Linked DNA regions of Homo sapiens: region 1 is linked to region 2. Evidence: chromatin contacts called from ENCODE Hi-C or POLR2A ChIA-PET data. All regions are on one chromosome and are shown on one strand. Each heading gives the region's core, a stretch centred on a gene start or an enhancer-like site at or near the end of the contact. The rest is flanking DNA. Distances are from core to core; before and after follow the strand shown.

Region 1 (3,826 bases), core at 940-3,439, 81 kb after region 2:
CTTATCTTCTCTTTCACCTAGAATATTTACTTTAAGAGTAGGCATCAAAAATTGTTAATTTAATTGAAATATATTAAATGATGTAGAAATGTCACCAAATGTACAAATAGAATGTAGCAAGGTATCCTGGCACTTTGCCCTCAGTCCCACAGCAGGAGTTCCTATCCTGATGTGCTTCAAAACCTTCCACAAGTGGACTGATAACCCTGGACTAGACTCCAAAATCTTTATCTGAAAACAGACAATCTCTAGAGAAAAAGTCTGGGCAGATGACTGATGTGCTAATTCTGGAACACTGACCATCCAAGGCATTCAATATACATTCAGCTCCAAACTGGAGCTTTTTCATCAGTGATATGAGCCGAATTAGTAACGTTTGGTGGGAAAAAAAAAGAGCATGATTCATCAGTGTCTCTTGGAATTACACAGCCAGGGCTGTTCATGGCCTGAGTGGTCAAACCTAACAAAATGAATGAAGGAATCAGCATGAATCTCTGGCAAGCCCCTCAGCGTAGTGGTGATTCCACATAAAAGCCTTCTTCGGAAAAATCATAGCAACTAGATACATGCGTGAGTCTTTTTCCCATTGCCTGTCCCTCTGCTCACCATTGCAGGGGCTGAAAGACTGATGAGATTCTCACAGGCACTAGAAGACCACAGAAATGCCTCCAGGAGGCAGGCTGGGATCCAGGGTCCAACCAATATTCTTGTGAGAGTGTGAAGCCAAGGAACACGAAAGAGGGGAACACCTTGGCTAAGAATGTATTCGTGACAGAGGAGAAGGGGAGGAACAGGAAGCCTCCAGCTAGTCGTTTGGAATCTGGCAACCATTTCTGTCAGCTTTCTCATTCCTAGATTGATGCAGATTGCTTAATTCCTTGAGGTAAGGGATATACTAAATTGCCTCTTTGTTCAACTCTTAGAATAAGAATTTCCCTCTCCTCTCCCGTCCCCTCCCCTCCCCTCCTCTCCTCTCTTTTCTTTTTCTTTGTTTTTTTTGTTTTTGAGACGGAGTCTCACTCTGTCACCCAGGCTGCATGATCTCAGCTCACTGCAACCTTCACCTCCCAGGTTCAAGCAATTATCCTGCCTCAGCCTCCTGAGTAGCTGGGTCTGCAGGCACGTGCCACCACGCCCAGCTAATTTTTGTATTTTTAGTAGAGACGGGGTTTTGCCATGGTGGCCAGGCTGGTCTCGAACTCCTGACCTCAGGTGATCCACCCGCCTTGGCCTCCCAAAGTGCTGGGATTACAGGGGTGAGCCACTGCACCTGGCCCACAGCAAGAATTTTTTTCTGAATAGCATTTTACGTGTTAGGCGTCTGGCTGTTTAGGAGATGAGGAAACTGAGGCCCTCAGTTGCCAAGGTCACACAGCTGGTAAACGGACGGAGCCAGAATGCGAGTACAGCTCCTCCTGCCTCCAAAGGTTCTCTGGGCCCTGTAAAACCACGGGCTGCACAGGAAAGGCAGGCTATATATTGTTCTTCCCCTGGCCCAGCGCCCTGATCCAATGCCCGGACACACATCCACACCAAGTTGGACGAAAAGGTAAGGGAGAAACCTTCCCCAAGAGAAGAAGCGGTAAGCTTTGGTTCTAAAGGCCCTGGGTTGGGTCCGTCCTTTGCCACTTCTCAGCTCTATGCATTTAGGCAAATCACTTATCTTCTTAAACCTCCGCATCTGGGCCTACAGGGCCTCTATGGGTTTTTTTTCTATTTATTTATTTATTTATTCTTTTTTTTTTTAACTTTACGTTCCGGGATACACGTGCAGAATGCGCAGATTTGTTGCGTAGGTACACATGGCATCTACGGTTTGATTCAGTCTGAAATGGCGCTCCAGGCTTCATTTAGAAGGTGAAGCACTCTGCAAACTGCGAGGCCATACAGAGATTCCAGAATATGATTAAGGCCCTAACCTTGCTAAGCTGGATTTTCTTTATTTCCCAAAAAGAAGACTAATACTATCCACTTGTACAACCAGAAGGGAGCTCACGTGTAAAGCGCCTCGTCCCCGGCCGGCCTCAAGCGGCGCTAGCTCTCTGGCTGGCGCTGGAGTGTGCCGCCCCTGGCAGCCCCGCCGCTGCAGCGGGGAGCCTGGGAGAGCGGCTCTCGGAGTCTCAGGCAGCAGGAGGAGCGTGTGAGCTGTGGGCGTCCCTTTAAGAGCGGCTGGCCAGGCACGGCCTCCGCCTCTCAGTACGCGGAGCGCCGGCGGTCACCTGGGGCTCGCGGAGCGGCCAGATCGCGGCGGAGTCGGCGCGCTTCCCCGAGGGAAGGTGGGAGAGGGGACCCGGACGCGAGGTGCCCCGAAGCCCTCTCGAGCGTAACCGTCCCGCGCCTCTCTGAGGCGGAGGATGCGGGAGCGCATCTGGGCGCCGCCGCTGCTGCTGCTGCTGCCGCTGCTACTGCCGCCGCCACTGTGGGGCGGCCCCCCGGACAGCCCACGCCGGGAGCTGGAGCTGGAGCCCGGGCCTCTGCAGCCCTTCGACCTGCTCTACGCCAGCGGCGCGGCCGCCTACTACAGCGGAGACTACGAGCGAGCGGTGCGCGACTTGGAAGCGGCGCTGCGCAGCCACCGGCGCCTGCGGGAAATCCGCACGCGCTGTGCCCGCCACTGCGCGGCGCGCCACCCGCTCCCGCCCCCGCCCCCCGGCGAGGGCCCCGGCGCTGAGCTGCCCCTTTTCCGCTCCTTGTTGGGGCGGGCGCGCTGTTATCGCAGCTGTGAGACCCAGCGCCTCGGGGGCCCCGCATCCCGCCACCGCGTCAGCGAGGATGTGCGCAGCGACTTCCAGCGCAGAGTGCCCTACAACTACCTGCAGCGGGCCTACATCAAGGTACCCACAGAGCGCTCCTCCACTGCAAAGCCCCTGCGGCTCTCACACGCTCTCTTGAGCCCTCCCTGCTGCCCCCGTCATCTCTGTTCAGTCTTTCGAATTGGGTCTCCTTAAATATGTGTCTCAGTTTGTGAATCCAGATATCTGGTGGCCCTATCTCTGTATGCAACAATTGATTAACTTGGACAAGTCTTTTTCTCTCTTTCTCAGAGCCAGCTTCTCTCTCAAAAAGAGGACTGTCCTGATAAGGTGATGTTTAAAGTACCCATTCAGCACTAATTCATGAGGCATTGACAAAGCTGAATCTAGTACAATTTATCTTCTCCCTTCTCACTTCCCATTTCTCTTCTCCCTTCTCACTTCCCATTTCTCTTCTCCCTTCTCACTTCCCATTTCTTTTGTCTCCTCTCTCTTATCCTTCCTATACTGTAGTCTGCACCTTTTCTCTGAAGTTTAAAAGAATCTTCAAAATAGTGAAGTTGAAAGACCTGTTCCAAAACAAATTTCTCTCTCTTCTCCCCTTCACCTACAAAAAAGTAAAGATCAAAGGTTAAAGAGAAGGTATGCTTGGAGGAGGCGAAGCTGTTTGAGGCAGTCTCAGTCAAAGTATCCACCCTAAGTGTTGACTTTTTCTCCTTTGATAGAGGGCTTACGTTTTCTGGTGGTATGCATTGGACTGGGTTACTAGGCATCAGTCCTCTCTTTCTAGTTTTATTTTTGTATGCCTAACTTGCCTAAAGTTAGCGTCAGGAGGTATAGTATGCATATTGACATATTGTTCACATCCATAACTTTGAAGATCTCTCTGGATGCTTCAGCAGAGGGAATTTGAATGAGTTCTTCAACCTCCACTGCCACTCACCCAATTTTCCTTCAAATTGACACTCTTAACCCTTCTTTCTCGTTTTCTGTGTTAATATATCAATGTATCTTCTACAGCTACCGGAAAAGTGGAAGCTTTGGGGTTGGTTGTTCATGCTAGCCAATGGACC
Region 2 (3,541 bases), core at 438-2,937:
CTCTGTTTCCCTTTTAAAATTGAACGCTTTTAACAGAACATAAGTCACATCTTGAAGGCTTTGCTGCTTAGAAATTTCTTCTGCCAGATACCCTAAATCATCTCCCTCAATTTCAAAGTTCTGCAAATCTCTAGGGCAGTGGCAAAATGCCACCAGTCTCCTTGCTAAAATATAGCAAGAGTCACCTTATTCCAGTTCCCAACAAATTCCTCATCTCCATCTGAGATGACCTCAGCCTGAATTTCATCGTCCATATCATTATCAGCATTTTGGTCAAAGCCATTGAAAATGTTTCCAGGAAGTTCCAAACTTTCCCACATTTTCCTGTCTTCTTCTGAGCCCTCCAAACTGTTCCAACACCTGCTTGTTACCCAGTTCCAACACCACTTCCATATTTTTGGGTATCTTTACAGCAGTACCCCAGTCTACCAGTACCAATTTAATGTATTAGTCTGTTCTCATGCTGCTGACAAAGACATACCCAAGACTGGACAATTTACAAAGAAGAAAAGAGGTTTAATAGACTCACAGTTCCACTTGGCTGGGGAGGTCTCACACTCACGGCAGAAGGTGAAAGGTACATCTTACATGGGAGCAGTTTAGGAGAGAATGAAAGCCAAGCAAAAGGGGTTTCCCCTTATAAAACCATCAGATGTCATGGGACTCATTCACTACCATGAGAACAGTATGGGGGAACTGCCCCCATGATTCAATTACCTTCTACCAGGTCCCTCCGACAACATATGGGAATTATGGGAGCTACAATTCAAGATGAGATTTGGGTGGGGACACAGCCAAACCATATCACACTTACATAGACTTTTTTGTCACATCTAGCTCTCTAAACATAAGAAATTCATATTGGTATATAGCTTAAAGTTGAAAACAACTCTATTTTTTCCCAATGCGTGGTAAATTTTTAAAACATCATTCATGAAATACTTGCTCTCTTTTTCCCCCACCAACTTAAAATGTCACTTCAAATATCAGCTGTCAATACTTTTCATGAGTTTCTTCCTGGACTCTATGCGATTCAGCTGGCCTACTTGTTTACTTTTGCATATTTTGTGTCTTTTAATGACTGTTATGTTATGGTGCATTTTATATCTTAAGCAAGCCCTTTTTCTTCTCCTTTCTTTTTCATTTTTCTTTTGTTATTGTTTCACATTTTCTCTTACATTTGAACTATACTACCAAGTTATAATATTCAAATATACAAACAACATTCTTTGGGGGTTTTGCCTGTGATATTTTCAGACCTGTAGCTTACTCTGGAAGATGTATGCATATTATAATAATAAATATTTTAACAATTACAATATATCCCTTCATTATTCTATGTTCCTTAGTAGGGTTCTACAATTTTCCTTATAAATATCTTGTTCATTTCATGTTAGGCTTATTCCTACTTAATTTATGATTTTATTTCCTAGAACTTTATGAGAAGGAATATTCTGAACGGGTGCCCAATATCAACCTTAAGAGAAGGATATACCTCATATTTTTATTTTCCTAGCTCTATTGCCTGGCCTCCAATATACACTTAGTATGTACTATAATTAAAATACACCTTCGGGTAAATTTCGGTTTGGTTTTCTTTTAACCCATTACTTCTCAATGTACAGTGATAACATAATAAAACAAGCCACAAGATGGCAGAATAAGCCATCTTTCCTGGACTTATAGGAAGGTTTTTAGACAAGAAACTGATCACGACTTGCTCATGGAGAAGAATAAATTATTTTATACTCCACAATGAACCAGCATACTGACAATAGTATTAATCTTTTTCTTTTTTTTTTTTTTTTTTTTTTGAGACGGAGCCTCGCTCTGTCGCCCAGGCTGGAGTGCAGTAGCGCGATCTCGGCTCACTGCAAGCCCCGCCTCCCGGGTTCACGCCATTCTCCAGCCTCCCGAGTAACTGGGACTACAGGCGCCCACAACCACTCCCGGCTAAGTTTTTGTATTTTTAGTAGAGACGGGGTTTCACCGTTTTAGCCAGGATGGTCTCGATCTCCTGACCTCGTGATCCGCCCGCCTCTGCCTCCCAAAGTGCTGGGATTACAAGCGTGAGCCACCGCGCCCGGCCAACAGTATTAATCTTAAAACAAAAACTTCAATATAAAATAAAGAAAATACTTCTGACGGTAAAAACTATTACCATAAATTATACTTTACTAAATCCTTCATTCATATACATATACGAATACTATATAGAGAGAGTACTTTCTCTAATTCTTCTTCTTTACTCCACTGCAGAACTGTGGGTACTCAGTAGAGTTTAGTTTCTCATCTTCTGCTTTACTCTATTCTTTTTGTTTTTCTCTCTTCAAATAACTTATCTACTCTGATGCCAAACATCACCTCTGTGCCCACACCCGTCAAACTGTATTCATGGCCCTAAACTCAATTTCATTCTAAAGCCTTATTTATTTATTTATTTTAAGTTACATGTGCAGGATCTACAGGTTTGTTACATAGGTAAATGTGCAGGGTACATGTGCAGGATGTGCAGGTTTGTTACATTGGTAAACGTGTGCCATGGTGGTTTGCTGCACCTATCAACCTATCACCTAGGTATTAAGCCCAGCATGCAATAGCTATTTTTCCTGATGCTCTCCCTTCCACCACCCCCACCCCTGAGGTTTATGTCAAACCTCATATATATATAATATATAATATATTTTATTATATATAATATATATAATATATAATATATTTTATTATATATTATATATAATATATATTATATTTTATTATATATAATATATATAATATATAATATATTTTATTATATATTATATATAATATATATTATATTTTATTATATATAATATATATAATATATAATATATTTTATTAATATTATATATATTATATATATGAGGTTTGACATAAAAATATATTGACATATATATACACACACACATATACATATATATGAGGTTTGACATAAATATATATATACACATATATATGCGTGTGTATATATATATACACACACACACACACATATACTTGAATTATGTTTGCAAGGTGAGTTGCTGTTCTTCTTAAAGAGGTAGGCCAGGCAACTCTTTTATTAAGAAATGACTGACCGGGTGCGGTCGCTCACGCCTGTAATCCCAGCACTTTGGGAGGCCGAGGCGGGCGGATCACAAGGTCAGGAGATCGAGACCATCCTGGCTAACATGGTGGAACCCCATCTCTACTACAAATACAAAAAATTAGCTGGGTGTGGTGGCGGGAGCCTGTAGTCCCAGCTGCTGGGGAGGCAAGGCAGGAGAACAGCGTTAATCCAGGAGGCGGAGCTTGTAGTGAGCTGAGATGGTGCCACTGCACTCCATCCTGGGCGACAGAGTGAGACTCCGTCTCAAAAAAAAAAAAAAGAAATGATTCCTGCTTGCTCCTATCCCTGAGGAGATATATATATATATATATTCAGACTGCTGTTGCCCTTGTTGCCCAGGCTGGAGCTGGAGCGCAGTGGCACAATCGCAACTCACTGCAACCTCCGCCTCCCGGGTTCAAGTGATTCTCC

Evidence for each region. A loop is a pair of places that touch in the nucleus more often than their neighbours do. ChIA-PET counts read pairs that join two places held with the same protein, here RNA polymerase II (POLR2A). Pooled maps may share reads with other maps.
Region 1: a loop to region 2 is called in a map of mammary epithelial cell, with 7 times the contacts of the local background. The contact joins the promoter of P3H2 here to the enhancer-like site in region 2. A Hi-C loop is called at or near these places in 26 of 168 maps with a recorded cell type or tissue (Caco-2, Calu3, GM12878 and 19 more), 9 of 37 single-sample maps with no recorded cell type and 27 of 50 pooled maps. POLR2A ChIA-PET finds 5 or more read pairs at or near these places in 6 of 52 experiments (GM12878, IMR-90, MCF 10A and 3 more).

Annotation. Positions count from the first base shown.
Region 1 is chr3:190,119,260-190,123,085 of GRCh38, reverse strand. It overlaps P3H2 (prolyl 3-hydroxylase 2), which reads left to right and starts at 2,189. Exons shown (of 15, transcript NM_018192.4): 1 at 2,189-2,834. The coding sequence starts at 2,355. P3H2-AS1 (P3H2 antisense RNA 1) reads right to left here and starts at 2,122. Exons shown (of 4, transcript NR_126419.1): 1 at 1,997-2,122. RefSeq lists an enhancer at 1,803-1,982 and silencers at 1,952-2,246, 2,193-2,422, 2,633-2,712.
Region 2 is chr3:190,200,102-190,203,642 of GRCh38, reverse strand. No RefSeq gene overlaps it. Among named protein-coding and RNA genes, the nearest start is that of P3H2-AS1, 81 kb to the right of the region's middle. Within about 2 kb of position 1,687, at least 4 of the 41 ENCODE cell types and tissues checked have a DNase peak (open chromatin) inside an H3K27ac peak, as active enhancers do; they include endothelial cell of umbilical vein and mammary epithelial cell, where a contact is called at or near this core.